Regions from separate parts of the Homo sapiens genome. Here region 1 is linked to region 2. Evidence: read pairs that join two places in POLR2A ChIA-PET (ENCODE). Cell type or tissue: MCF 10A. All regions are shown on one strand. Links, peaks and the distances in the headings refer to the core of each region. The heading gives the core; the rest is flanking DNA.

Region 1 (7,740 bases), core at 1,479-6,478, 230 kb before region 2:
TTTCTCGTTGGTCTTTTTTTTTTTTTTTTGAGATGGAGTTTTTGCTCTTGTTGCCCAGGCTGGAGTGCAATGGCATGATCTCGGCTCACCACAGCCTCCACCACCCAGATTCAAGTGATTCTCCTACCTCAGCCTCCTGAGTAGCTGGGATTACAGGCATGCACCTCCACCCCCGGCTAATTTTGTATTTTTAGTAGAGATGGGGTTTCTCCATGTTGGTCAGGCTGGGTCTCAAACTCCCAGCCTCAGGTGATCCGCCCGCCTCAGCCTCCCAAAGTGCTGGGATTACAGGCATGAGCCACCGCGCCTGGTTCTGGTTGGTCTTGAGTTGGAAGTGGTGGCAAAAAATAGAGAACTTGGCAGTCATTGACCGAGTCCTGACTGCATAGATTGTGGTTTGGTTTCCTGAAGTGGCTGCTGCAGAGGTTCGGTTTGGCTTGCCAAGGCAGTTGCTACAAAGATTATGGCTCAGGATTCTGTTGTCATGTATGGTCTCACCGCTGCCTGTTTATATATTCCCTTTCTCTATCAAACGATTCGGGGCCAACATCCTTTGAGAAGACGTCACTTATCCCCACCAATGCCCCCAGTGCATTTCCGCATACGTCCCTTACCCCTCCTGGCTCTTCTTTACCTGCCTTTCACAATTTTATGCATTCTTCCCCTTTATCCTCCCTTTCTCCTTCCTCCTCCTCCCCTTCTTTAGAGACAGTATCCTTACTAAGTAACCATTAATCAATAAAAATGATAATAGCTAACTCTTACTGAATACTCTCAACGTGCTAGAAATGTACATTGTCCTTTTAATCATTTCAACAACCCTGTGAGTTAGATATTAGTAGCTCTGTTTTGCAGATGAGGAAAAACTAGCTCGGAGTAATTAGGCAATTTTCTAAGAAGTAGAAGAGCTAGGATTTCAATTTAGGAGTCCTTTTTTTCAAGTTCATGCTTTTTTACTCTTCACATTACCTTTTAATCATTTTCTTTATATAAAACTAATAGCCTTATTATAATTATTGTATTACTATTGTTAAATGTATTTTTCATTTCTGCAAAACCTTTTCAATGTTCTTATTACAAGAAAGAAAGGTAGCATTTTTTTCCTGATATAATGATGATTAAAATTGGAAGAGCTGCGGCAAACGGCATTTCAGAAGGAACACTATATATTTAAACAAGGGTTGTAATTTCAAAAAGCTGATATTATGTAACCTCAGAGCAGAGAGCTGATAAAAACTAACTTAATGGCAAGAATTTTATTTTGTTATTACAGATTTAAATTTTGATTGACTCAGCAAAACAGACTATTAGGCAGCATTGAAAATCGATGTGAAAAGGGTTTCTGTGTAATATGCCCACTCATGAACTCAAGTTTGACAGAAAGCAGGTGCTTCATTGGAATCTAATTATAGAGATTGGTTCAATACAACTCCAAATTGATTACCCATAATTCACATTATAAAGACTATAGAATCATGCCTATAGTCTGCCCTCCAAAGAACATAGTCATCTATTTTCAAAATCTCTCCAGTGACCTCTAGCCCCCCAATTTTTTTTTTTACTCTGCAGAATTTAAAATTACGTGTGATTGCCTTTGGCTAGAAGAATCTATTAAACACATTTGTCCATTATTACAACAAAAATTACTGCACACCTGTTACAGGCAAAGCACTGCATTAGGCAACATGGGAGCTACAAAATAAATCATACACCAGAACTCACAGCCTTGGAGAAAAGATCAGGTATACATCTAAGTACCTAGGCAATGATTTCTGTTCTTTATGAGATGTCCTCAAATTATTTGATACCCTTCCTGTAGAACGGTGAGGGTCCACTTCTCCTTCCCTTGAAAGCTGGCATGTGACAGCTTTGGGAAGTAAAGTAAGGCAGAAATGATGCTATGTCAGCTCCAGGCTGCCTTTAAAAGGATTAGCAGCTTCCATTTTGGTCTATTGGAGCCTGGAGCTACCATGTACAAATGCCCACTACCCTGAGGATACCATGCTATGTGGAAGTACATGCTAGGCATGTGGAGAAGCTCTGGAAAGAGAATGGGCAAGAGGGATGCCCAGGTCCACTCAGCTGAGGCTCCAGAAATCATGGAGCAACGATAAACCAGCCCTGTTTTGTCCTGACCTAAGTTTTGACTCAGAATTATGAAATATAAAAATGATTAGTTATAGTTTTAGGCTACTACGTGTTGGTGTAATTTGTTCTAACAGATAACCAAATGTGCTTAGTGTCAACAAAAATGGACAGATGAGGGCCCTGAGAAATTAGAAGAAAAATGTATTTCTAGCCTTTAAGGTGGTGGGAGAAAACAGGGAAAGTTTCAAAGCAGTGGTGACATTTGAGTTGAGCGTGGAAAACTTTAGGATTTGGAAATGCAGACAGGAAAGGATAAGGATGCTCCAGGCAAAGAAAATAATGTTGACAAAAATACAGAAGTGAGAAAGTGTCTGATGCATTTGGAGTGTTACTGAGCACTGGGCTCGCTGGGTGATGCACACAGAAGCCAAGACTTATGGCACTGACTTTTGAGATAAGTAAAAGCTTTATTGAGAATTGACGAGCAAGGAGACAGAAGGCAATGCTCAAATGTGTCTTCTCTGTATGGGGTGGGGGGCGGGGGGGGGCCAAGCTTTTAAAGCATTTCTAAGTAGTCCCAGGTGATGCCAATGCAGCTGATCTGCCAGGCTGGTGGTGTTAACAATTAGTTTTCATTGCATGTGCCTGAGTGACATGACTTTCAGTTTTGGCTCTGTGCCATCTGTAACAGCTTAAGCAACGTTAATTGGTTTGAGCTGGTCACTTGGTTACAAGTGGTTCACTTTGACAAAAGAAAATAGTTTGCAAGAGTGAATTGTGATGATATGAGTGAAAGGAAGGCTGAAAGTATCACCAAAGGCCCAAAAGCCTTGAAGGCCAGAGTGAGGAGTTACATTCAATTACGTGGATGAGGAATAGCCACCCCATATTTTGAACAAAGAAGTGATATTGTTAATCTTGTGTTTTGGAGGAAGTTAATACACTTCCACGGGAATTAAGGAAGGAAGGAGTCCAGTTATGACAGCTGAGTAGTTAGTTGGAGAGCTGGGGGCCCAAACTGTTTCCTCTTTGGGGTAGAGGCAGAGTCCTGGAGGGACTGGGTTGATATGCAGAATAGTGGCCCCCAGAGATGCCCACGTCCTAGTCCCTGGAACCCATGGGCATGTAATGGCAAAAGGGACTTTGCAGATGTGATCAAGGTTAAGGCTATTGAGATTAGAAGTTTATCCTGAATTACCCAGAGGGGCCAAATTTAATCACGTGTCCTTAAAAGGGAGAAACCTTGGAAGCTGTGGTCAGAGGAAGGTAGGCCTCTGGAAGAAAAGTGGGAGAGATGCAGAATGACAAGGACTTGACCTGCCATTCCTAGCTTTGAAGATAGAAAATGGGGCTAAAAGCCAAGGAATGCAACCATCCCTAGAAGCTGGCAAGGACTCTCAGTTTACAGCCAGAAAAAAAAAAAATTTAAAACAAAACTAGGACCTCAGTTTTACAACTGTGAAGAACTGAAGTTTGCTAACAACCCAAATGAGCAAAGGATCCTCTCCCAGAACCTCCAGAAAGAATATAGCCCCACCAATACCTTATTGTAGCCCAGTGAGACCCATGTCCAACATCTGAACTCCAGAACTGTAGAATAATAAATATGTGTTGTTTAGCCACTACATCCGTGGTAATTTGTTACAGCAACAGGAAACAAGTACAGACCTCAATTAGCTAATGACATTCATTGGACACCACTGCACTAGAAACCAGGAGCTGACCGGCCTCTCTTGAGCTGCAGCTCCTTTTGGGCTATGGTTCTATTTTCAGGCTACATAGGAACATTGGCTTTTTGTCCCTGTGTGTTCTTGATGCAGCCAGGTGACCTTGATTAACTTACCTAAGCTCATTGAGCTTCAGTTTCATCATCTGTTCAATGAGGAGGTTGAGCAAAAACAGCTCCAAACTTTACTTTTTCTCACCATGACATGCTTGATAGAAAATGTTCCCATCTTCCACTCACTGACGGGCATAATCTAGGTTTGGGGAAATTTCCAGCACTCTAGAAATAACATTATTTCCTCTCCCCATCAAAAAATCAGGCCGGGTGCAGTGGCTCACACCTGTAGTCTCAGCACTTTGGGAAGCTTGGGTGGGTGGATCGCTTGAGCCCCGGAGTCCGAGCCAGCTTGGGCAACATGGGAAGACCTTGTCTCTACCAAAAACAAACAAACAAAATAGCCGGGCATGATGACATGTGCTTATAGTCCCAGCTACTCGGGAGGCTGAGGTAGGAGGATCACTTGAGCCCAGGAGGTCAAGGATGCAGTGAACCATGAATGTGCCACTACACTCCAGCCTGAGCAACAGAGTAAGACCCTGTCTCAAAAAAAGAAAGAAAAAAAGGAAAAAAGTATTCTCATTTGAGCTGGCTGCAGTGGCATGCACCACAGCCCCAGCTACTCGGAAGACTGAGGTGGGAGGATCACTTGAGCCCAGGAGGTCAAGGTTGCAGTGAGCTGTGAACGTGCCACTGCACTCCAGCCTGGGCAACAGAGTGAGACCCTGTCTCAAAAAAAAAAAAAAAAAAATCACGTCAGAATATAAGTGATAAGCGATGTTTTGACAGGGATAACCTTATATTTACTCTAATTTATTGAGCTTAGTTGCAGAATTTGGATATTTATGTATATATATCATAATATTTTACAAAAGTGGCACAGAATTACATTAATGTAATGCACAACAAGAAATCTATCATCGGCTGGGCATGGTAGCTCACACCTGTTATCCTAGCACTTTGAGAGGCTGAAGTGGGAGGATCATTTGAGCTCAGGAGTTTGAGACCAGCCTGGGTAACAGAAGGAGACCTCATCTCCAAAAAAAAAAAAAAAAAATTAGCCGAGTGTGTGGTGGCACACGCCTGTGGTCCCAGCTACTTAGAAAGCTAAGATGGGAGGATGGCTTGAGCCCAGGAGACTGAGGCAGCAGTGAACCATGATTGTACCACTGCACTCCACCCTGCTGACAGAGTGAGACCCTGTCTCAAAAACAGAAAACAAAACAAACAAAAAAACTCAACAACAACAAAACATTGTATATCATAAGCAATGAAGTTTTACTATTAATACCACAATACTAACAGTAGATGTGAGCACTGAGCTAGACATTGGTAATACTCTTCCTAGCGCTGAAATGGAATAGTTTTAGGAATTGAAGAGTGGCCTAAATTAGTTGAGGGGGAACCACTTGCAGCTGAAAGTGTGGAAGAAGGTGAAGGGGGAAAAAACATTTTCTAAAACCTTAAAAAAAAAAATCAGTTCCTCCCCCTGAGTCTCCACCCCTAACCAAACTGAGCAAACCCTTAATACAGCAATAGTATTAGACTTGTAATTATTTCATTAGGAAATGACACACAAAACTTCATCCTGAATTTGTGCAGGGAGCTAGGGCCAAGGGCCTTCTAGTAATTCCTAATGAGCTTCCTATTGAATAAGAAAGAACTAAAACAGGGTAGCAAGGAAACCAATCAATATCGACAGCAGGCCTGCCTGAGCTGCAGTCTATTTAGTGGCCCTGGAGCTGTTTCATGTTGAGCATCTGTGCCAGGAATAGTTCTAAATCTTAATATTTCAATATTTTCAAGGCAGTTCAATTTGAGTTAGGTGCCCAGACACAAAGCACATGAATTTCTTGAAAAAGGGATGACACGGTGTTGGGAAAGGAGTCCTTTACATGGTGTGGCTAAGACCTGGGCCCTGGGGGTCAGACATCCCAGTGTATGAATCCCAGTTCTATCACTAACTGTGAGTATGACATTAGGCAAGTTACTTCACCTCTCTTGACCTCAGTAGCCTTTTCTGTAAAGTGAAGAGAATCGTAATGCCTTCTTCATGTACTGAGGGCTTAGACAGATGCCTGGTGGGAAGTGAGGACTCAGTGTCAGCTCTCACCATTATTAAGACCACAGTTACCTCAAGGAAAAGCCTGCCGAGCGGGCTGGACTGCTTTCTTGTCATGCATTATATTAATGAAGTTCCTTGCCTGCTTTGTAAAATATATGGGCATTTATGCATAAAATTTCAAGTCCTTTATCTAAGCTGTTATGCACTTTTTGAAATCTTCCATAGTGTGGCTTTCATGGCATTCCCTTCTTTAGATGCTAATCTTTTTTTTTTTTTTTTTTTTTTTGAGACAGTCTTGCTCTGTTCCCCAGTCTAGAGTGCAGTGGTGCGATCTCGGCTCACTGCAGCCTCCGCCTCCTGGGTTCAAGCGATTCTTGTGCCTTGGCCTCCCAGGTAGCTGGGATTACAAGTGCGGCACCACCACACCCGGCTACTTTTTTTTTAGTATTTTTAGTAGAGACGGGGTTTCCCTAGTAGAGACGGGGTTTCCCCATGTTGTTCAGGCTGGTCCCGAACTCCTGGCCTGAAGTGATCCAGCCGCCTTGGCCTCCCAAAGTGCTGGGATTACAGGCATGAGCCACCGCGCCCGGCCTAGATGCTGATCTTTTTAATGTATGAATTGAACTAGACTTTTGTTGGGACCAGGATTATACTTCTGTTCTCCTGGCCCAGTTCTCAGAGCAAGGGATGCATCAGTTACTGGAAATCTGAAATCCAGTTAGAAGACCTTCCTTCCCACTCCATAGTGACTTGCAGGAGAGAATGAGGAACACAGATAAACAAACCAGAAGAGGTGCTTTTGTTTTTGTGCAAATGACACTGTTAGTTCTGAACAGATGACTGGACCATGAAATTATTAGAATAGCACAGCAGGTCCCTGGTAAGAGTGACTCAAAGTGGTTGCCTTGCTTTTTGTTAACACCAGTGAAATTTGAATTACACAGATGAGAATATGCATTGGAATGGGGAGTCAAGGGTAATGGATTCTAATTCGTCTTTTACCAGAAATAGTTATGTGACCCTGAGCAAGTCACTTGCCCTTTCTGGCTTTAAATTTGTCCTCCATAAAATGAAGAAGTTGAATTAGATCAATGCATCTCATTCTGGGACATGCAAAACATGAGTGCTGTGTGACATTATTCAGGTAATTTTGCTATGTACTTACTTTAACATGCACTTAAAGAATATACGAGGTAGCTGGGCATGGTGCCTCAACGCCTGTAATCCCAGCACTTTGGGAGGCCAAGGTGAGACTCTGTCTCAACAAAAAAATAGGAAAATGTACTAAGTATATCAGCCCCATGATTTCATGGATCTTATTGCTTAAAATGAAACTCAACGTATTTAAGTTTAGAAAGAAGAAGCAAAAACAGATGAAAACATTTTGTATTAGACACTGGTCTGATCTCCTGATATATATATCCCGGCTGATGACGTTGTCTGGTGTGTATTAATCATGTTTTTTATTTTGCACATTTTATGGCGCTTTGATATCTGGAGGCCTTTCTATTCCAGGAAGGGACTGCTTCTCTCAAGATTAGCTAATTCCTAGAGATAGCAAACAACTGCTTTAGAGCATGCCTTTCATATGCAAACCAACCAATCCTGTGTCCATACCTCCTACCCACCTTCTTTCATTAGGCTCCTGCAGTTTGGGACACTAGCCTCCTGCCCTAAATCACACTGGGCCAGGTACAGGACAATTAGAGACCACCCCCTATAGTTTTGAGCTCACTGAAATTATTCAAACTATTCAGTTCTAAATGTGACTACCCTGCCTTGCCCATTTCTTCCTGTAAAAACC
Region 2 (7,740 bases), core at 1,201-6,200:
TTACATTCTACCGGGGTCACTTTCTGAATGAGTTACATCAGTGGTTCTTTTTTTTTTTTTTTTTTTTTTTTTTTTTTTGACAGGGTCTGGCTCTATCGCCCAGGCTGTAGTGCAGTGGCATAATCTTGGTTCACTGCAACCTCTGCTTACTGGGCTCAAGCCATCCTCTTACTTCAGCCTCCTGAGTAGCTGGGACTACAGGCACACACCACCATGCCCAACTAATGTTTTGGTATGTTTTGTAGAGATGGGGTCTCACTATGTTGCCCAGGCTGGTCTCAAACTCGTGAGCTCAAGCGATCTGCCTGCCTTGGCCTTCCAAAGTGCTGGGATTTCAGGAATAAGCCACCACACTCAGCCAGTGGTTCTTAACTAGGGGTGATTCTGCACCCTAGAAGACACATGGAATGTCTGGAGGCATTTTTGGTTGTCACAGTGGGAGGGGAGGTGCTACTGGCATCCAATGGGTGGAGGGCAAGAATGCCACTGAAAATCTTACAATCCACAGGACAGTCCCATTCAACAAAGAATTATCCAACCCCAAATGTCAACAGTGCTGAGGCTGAGGAATTCTGAAGTGAATCAACGATTCTCTTCAATCTACGTATAAAGAATAGAATCTAAAATTCAGTTTAAAGTAAGAAACACCAAATATACATGATGTTGGTTCTGTCATGTAGAAACTGTATGGTGAATTGAAATAGGAAGTTGAAGAGATTTCTCCAAAGGAAAAGTTTTAAAAACACTAATTCAGGCAATGTGAAAGAAGATTTGTCCAGCTACAAGCGAGACTGATAAATTGCTGTAATAACAACAATACGCTACTTGTAAATACTGTTTTCACGTTATTGTGGCCTCTGAATTTCCCAGTAGTCCAGTCAAGGAAAATGAGAACCACATACTCAGATAACTAAAGACCTGCTCTTTGCATGAAATTAAAACATCACCATTGCATATTCCGGGAACCGACTTTTTTTTTTCTCACTTTGTGGCCCAGGCTGGAGTGCAGTAGTATGATCTCGGCTCACTGCAACCTCCACCTCCTGGATTCAAGAGATTCTCCCACCTCAACCTCCAGAGCAGCTGGGATTACAGGTGTGAACCACTGCACCTGACTAATTTTTTTGTATTTTTAGTAGAGGTAGGGTTTCCCCATTGGGGCCTGATTTTTTAACTTAAATGTCTAACTTCTGCAAAAGCAAGGAATCCTTGCAGGTAAAAAAAAAAAAAAAAATAATACAAGTCTTAGTAAGACAGTGGGATAGCTAATTCTAGAGTTTTCTTTTCCAAGCCGAGAGAGTAAAGTGGAAGTGAGGTTACTGTCCTGAGCCTTGCAACTATGACCCTCAGGGCTATCTGGTTACCCGAGGTGGCACTGTTTACCAGGGCTTGGAGCAACAGCTTTCTCAGGCCTTGACAGATAGAAAATGGCTTGTCCAATTGAGTCTTCCCTTCTTTTTGGTAGTAACGAGCCAGGCTTTTCCTTAAACACAAATTTTTGGACGCTAATCAACTCTCATGGAAAGAATGAACAGGAAATTGAATAATAATAAGCTAACCAGTAGCTAGGAATAAGTTTTAACATTATATTTGCACCCATAAACATGTGTGACCTTAGACAAGTTATTTTGGCCCTCAATTTCCTCATATGTAAAATGAGAAGGGTGGATTAGATGTCTTATGAAATCCTATGAATCACAAGTTGAGAAAATAAATGATGCTCGTTGCGATTAAGAAGTGTTCACGATGATTCCATTCTCCTCTTCTTGCTCCGTCTCTCTCTTCTGCTTGATTTTCAATACAAAGTTTTGCTTTGTTTTGAGACAGGGTCTCACTCTGTTGCCCAGGCTGGAATGCAGCATTGCGATCTCGGCTCACTGCAACCTCCACCTCCCAGGTTCAAGCAATTCTCCTGCCTCAGCCTCCTGAGTGGCTGGGATTACAGGTGCATGCCATCATGCCCAGATGATTTTTGTATATTTAGTAGAGACAGGGGTTCACCATGTTGTCCAGGCTGGTCGTGAACTCCCGACCTCAGGTGATCTGCCCACCTCGGCCTCCCAAAGTGCTGGGATTACAAGCATGAGCCACTGCGCCCGGCCAATATAAAGTTTTAAATAAAATAAACAGAATGCCATTTTTTTTCTGAAAAAAAGTGAACTGATAACACTAGGCTGCATGAGCTCTTATCTTGGAGTCAAGTGCTAAAAATCTAAATCAGCAATAAAAATACATAAATAAAAAGCTGGGAGTTTACAGAGCAAGGGCAGAGGTTGTGCCCCTGTCTGATTTTACTCTGCTTGTGGTCAAGGTTGCCTTTTGTTACAAGTGAGCCCAATTACAATCTCTGGAGGGCCCTGCGCAACCCACTTATTGTGATTAAAAGGTCACTTGAAGCCCTGTCTGAGTTGTTTATCTTACCAAAGGTGGTAGAGGTTGCAGTTAAATGTACAGGTATTCTCAGGATCTGGAATCTTTATTTTCTTTGGGTGTTTGTGTTTTGGGGGCTGGTGGCTAGGTTGATCCTGTCAGTTTAGGAGGGTGTGTGTGTTTGGCACAGGCCTCAAATCAAAACCAGCAACTTTGGTTTACAGACTTTCAATCTGCAAAGTTTTTCTGAAGACACTCAGCTTTCCAATTTATCCTAAGTTCTAGGGGGATTCCAATAAATGACTAGCAAATCCAAGAGCGATGCTGTCACTCTCTCCGGTGAAGACGATGACAGGGCCCTCCTTGGTTGTCTGGCAACCTGATGACTTCCCTTGGCCCTGAAACTCTCCCACCAACTTGAATGAAAGAGGTAACTTTCGGGAAATCCTTGGACCCTGGGTCTGTTGCACCCCAGCTGGCTTCCAGAGCCTTGGTTTTCATACCTCACTGTGGTCTGGGAAATTCCTCAGAAAAATTTGTTAAGACAATGTTTTTATCAGTGGATCGTATCAGAAAGTAGGCAATTTTCATTTCAGGGATGAACAAGACAAATGGAGCGTTCCTTACCCACGGCAGGAATAAAATATGCAACTTATTATCCAGTAATAAGGCTCAGATTAGAAAAATTGGTTATTATTTTATGGCCCTTAATGAACCAGGTCAAGCAAACTCGATGCTCCCAAGTAACCCTGAAACCAGGTGGTTCTAGCTCTTTAGGCTCCCTTCCCAAAAATCTGTACAGCAGCTTCCTGGAGCTGGCTGGAAGGAGTTGAGACTGTTGGAATTTGGCCTGGGTCTGTAAGTCTTTAGCTAACAGGGGCCTAATTCAACACTTCTTCAAAAAATCAAAAAGACAACGAGTGTACTTTTAAATCACCCTGAGGTTTGCAATCTTTTTGATGTCTTACTCTCTCTGCAGAAGAAGACCTCCATTTTTCTTATCATCTGCAGCACCTCTCTAGGTGAGCTATAGAATGTGTCGTGCCTTAAAAAAAAGTCTCATTGTCTGAGCCTCTCATACTTGTCTTTCAGCATGCTGATTTGCTCTGGCTACACTTCTGGAAACTGGCAGCCTTAGGGAGGATTTTGTGACCAGTATTATGATTTTGTTGTGAGCTTGCCAGTCCTCTTCTGATTCCGGTTGAGTCAGTCTTGTTGAGTCTTGATGCTTATTCTCTCTTTGTTTACTCCACAGGAGATTTCATCACAGTGCCTCCGGCAATGGACTGCATACAATTTTCTGTATAGATGATGGGACTCGATCTTAAAATGTATTCCAAGTATTGGGCAATCCCTTTTCAACCTCCTTCCCAAATAGTACTTTTTAAAAATTATTATACTTTAAGTTCTGGGATACATGGGCAGAACGTGCAGGTTTGTTACATAGGTATACATGTGCTATGGTGGTTTGTTGCACCCTTCAATCAGTCATCTAGATTAGGTATTTCTCCTAATGCTATCCCTCCCCTAGCCTCCCACCCCCTGACAGGCCCCACTGTGTGATGTTCCCCTCCCTGTGTCCACGTGTTCTCATTGTTCAACTCCCACTTATGAGTGAGAACATGCAGTGTTTGGTTTTCTGTTCCTGTGTTACTTTGCTGAGAATCATGGTTTCCAGCTTCATCTATGTCCCTACAAAGGATATGAACTCATCCTTTTTTATGGCTGCATAGAATTCCATGGTGTGTATGTGCCACATTTTCTTTATCCAGTCTATCATTGATGGGCATTTGGGTTGGTTCCAAGTCTTTGCTATTGTGAATAGTGCTGCAATAAACATACATGTGCATGTGTCTTTATAGTAGAATGATTTATAATCCTCTGGGTATAAACCCAGTAATGGGATTGCTGGGTCAAATGGTATTTCTGGTTCTAGATCCTTCAGAAATTGCCACACTGTCTTCAACAATGGTTCAACTAATTTACACTCCCACCAACAGTGTAAAAGCGTTCCTATTTCTCTACATCCTTTCCAGCATCTGTTGTTTCCTGACTTTTTAATGATCATCATTCTAACTGGCATGAGATGGTATCTCATTGTGGTTTTGATTTGCATTTTTCTAATCACCAGTGACGATTAGCTTTTTTTTTCATGTTTGTTGGCTGCATAAAGGTATTCTTTTCAGAAGTGTCAGTTCATATCCTTTGCCCATTTTTTGATGGGGTTGTTTTTTTTCTTGTAAATTTGTTTAATTTTCTTGTCGATTCTGGATATTAGCCCTTTGTCAGATGGATAAATTGCAAAACTTTTCTCTCATTCGGTAGGTTGCCTGTTCACTCTGATGATAGTTTCTTGTGCTGTGCAGAAGCTCTTTAGTTTAATTAGATCCCATTTGTCAATTTTGGCTTTTGTTGCCATTGCTTTTGGTGTTTTAGTCATGAAGTCTTTGCCCATGCCTATGTCCTGAATGATACTGCCTATGTTTTCTTCTAGGGTTTTTATGGTTTTAGGTCTTACATTTAAGTCTTTAATCCATCTTGAGTTAATTTTTGTATAAGGTGTAAGGAAGGGATCCAGCTTCAGTTTTCTGCATATGGCTAGCCAGTTTTCCCAGCACCATTTATTAAATAGGGAATCCTTTCTCTATTGCTTGTTTTCGTCAGGTTTGTCAAAGATTAGATGGTTGTAGATGTCTGGCGTTATTTCTGAGGCCTCTGTTCTGTTCCAATAGTCTACATATCTGTTTTGGTACCAGTACCATGCTGTTTTGGTTACTGTAGCCTTGTAGTATAGTTTGAAGTCAGGTAGCATGATGCCTCCAGCTTTGTTCTTTTTGCTTAGGATTATTTTGGCTATATGGGCTCTTTTTTGGTTCCATATGAGATTTAAAGTAATTTTTTCTAATTCTGTGAAGAAAGTCAAAGGTAGCTTGATGGGGATAGAGTTGAATCTATAAATTACTTTGGGCAGTATGGCCATTTTCATGATACATGGATACCTATCCATGAGCATGGAATGTTTTTCCATTTGTTGGTGTCCTCTCATTTCCTTGAGCAGTGGTTTGTAGTTCTCCTTGAAGAGGTCCTTCATATCCCTTGTAAGCTGTATTCCTAGGCATGTTATTTTCTTTGCAGCAATTGTGAATGGGAGTTCACTCATGATTTGGCTCTCTGTTTGTCTATTATTGATGTATAGCAATTCTTGTGATTTTTGCACATTGATTTTGTATCCTGAGACTTGGCTGAATTTGCTTATCAGCTTAAGGAGTTTTTGGGCTGAGATGATGGGGTTTTCTAAATATACAATCATGTCATGTGCAAACAGAGACAATCTGACTTCCTCTCTTCCTATGTGAATACCGTTTATTTACTCCTTTCGCCTGATTGCCCTGGCCAGAACTTCCAATACTACGTTGAATAGGAGTGGTGAGAGAGGGTATCCTTGTGTTGTGTCAGTTTTGAAAGGGAATGCTTCCAGCTTTTGCCCATTCAGTATGATATTGGCTGTGGATTTGTCATAAATAGCTCTTATTATTTTGAGATATGTTCCATCAATATCTAGTTTTATTCAGAGTTTTTAGCACGAAGCGGTGCTGAATTTTATCAAAGGCCTTTTATGCATCTATTGAGATAACCATGTGGTTTTTGTCACTGGTTCTGTTTATGTGATGGATTAAGTTCATTCATTTGTGTATGTTGAACCAGCCTTGCATCCCAGGGATGAAGCTGACTTGATCATGGTGGATACACGTCTTGATGTGCTGCTGGATTCGGTTTGCTAGTATTTTATTGAGGATTTCTGCACTGATGTTCATCGGGGATATTGGTCTAAAATTCTCTTTTTTTGTTGTGTCTCTGCCAGGCTTTGGTGTCAGGATGATGCTGGCCTCACAAAATGAGTTAGGGAGGATTCCCTCTTTTTCTATTGATTGGAATAGTTTCAGAAGGAATGGTACCAGCTCCTCCTTGTACCTCTGGTAGAATTTGGCTGTGAATCCATCTGGTCCTGGACTTTTTTTGGTTGGTAAGCTATTAATTATTGCCTCAATTTCAGAGCCTGTTATTGGTCTATTCAGAGATTCAACTTCTTCCTGGTTTAGTCTTGGGAGGGTGTATGTGTTGAGGAATTTATCCATTTCTACATTTTCTAGTTTATTTGTGTAGAGGTGTTTATAGTATTCTCTGATGGTAGTTTGTATTTCTGTGGGATCGGTGGTGATCTCCCCTTTATCATTTTTTATTGTGTCTATTTGATTCTTCTCTCTTTTCTTCTTTATTAGTCTTGCTAGCAGTCTATCAATTTTGTTGATCTTTTAAAAAAACCAGCTCCTGGATTCATTCATTTTTTGAAGGGTTTTTTGTGTCTCCATCTCCTTCAGTTCTGCTCTGATCTTAGTTATTTCTTGCCTTCTGCTAGCTTTTGAACGTGTTTGCTCTTGCTTCTCTAGTTCTTTTAATTGTGATGTTAGGGTGTCAATTTTACATCTTTCCTGCTTTCTCTTGTGGGCATTTAGTGCTATATATTTTCCTTTACACACTGCCTTAAATGTGTCCCAGAGATTCTGGTATGTTGTGTCTTTGTTCTCATTGGTTTCAAAGAACATCTTTATTTCTGCCTTCATTTTGTTATGTACCCAGTAGTCATTCAGGAGCAGGTTGTTCAGTTTCCATGTAGTTGAGCAGTTTTGAGTGAGTTTCTTAATCCTGAGTTCTAGTTTGATTGCACTGTGGTCTGAGTGCAATTATAACAGTTTGTTATAATTTCTGTCCTTTTACATTTACTTAGGAGTGCTTTACTTCCAACTATATGGTCAATTTTGGAATAGGCATGGTGTGGTGCTGAAAAGAGTATGTACTCTGTTGATTTGGGGTGGAGAGTTCTGTAGATGTCTATTAGGTCTGCTTGGTGCAGAGCTGAATTCAATTCCTGGATATCCTTGTTAATTTTCTGTCTCGATCTGTCTAATGTTGACAGCAGGGTGTTAAAGTCTCCCATTATTATTGTGTGGGAGTCTAAGTCTCTTTGTAGGTCTCTAAGGACTTGCTTTATGAATCTGGGTGCTCCTGTATTGGGTGCATATATATTTAGGATAGTTGGCTCTTCTTGTTGAATTGATCCCTTTACCATTATGTAATGGCCTTCTTTGTCTCTTTTGATCTCTGTTGATTTAAAGTCTGTTTTATCAGAGACTAGGATTGCAACCCCTGCCTTTTTTTGTTCTCCATTTGCTTGGTAGATCTTCCTCCATCCCTTTATTTTGAGCCTATGTGTGTTTCTGCACATGAGATGGGTTTCCTGAATACAGCACACTGATGGGTCTTGACTCTTGATCCAGTTTGCCAGTCTGTGTCTTTTAATTGGAGCATTTA

The links. Peaks named below come from ENCODE experiments on the same cell type or tissue, not always from the same donor. Only the 100,000 strongest peaks of a DNase experiment are listed, where the experiment ranks them.
Region 1: POLR2A ChIA-PET joins it to region 2 with 8 read pairs; 2 of 35 experiments call an interaction of 5 or more read pairs at or near these places.

Annotation. Positions count from the first base shown.
Region 1 is chr3:66,524,677-66,532,416 of GRCh38, forward strand. No RefSeq gene overlaps it. Among named protein-coding and RNA genes, the nearest start is that of LRIG1, 28 kb to the left of the region's middle. RefSeq lists an enhancer at 7,285-7,740. In MCF 10A, for the core only: no CTCF peak of the experiment used is centred there; no DNase peak of the experiment used is centred there.
Region 2 is chr3:66,759,912-66,767,651 of GRCh38, forward strand. No RefSeq gene overlaps it. Among named protein-coding and RNA genes, the nearest start is that of KBTBD8, 230 kb to the right of the region's middle. In MCF 10A, for the core only: no CTCF peak of the experiment used is centred there; DNase peaks (open chromatin) are centred at 1,410, 1,670 and 3,590.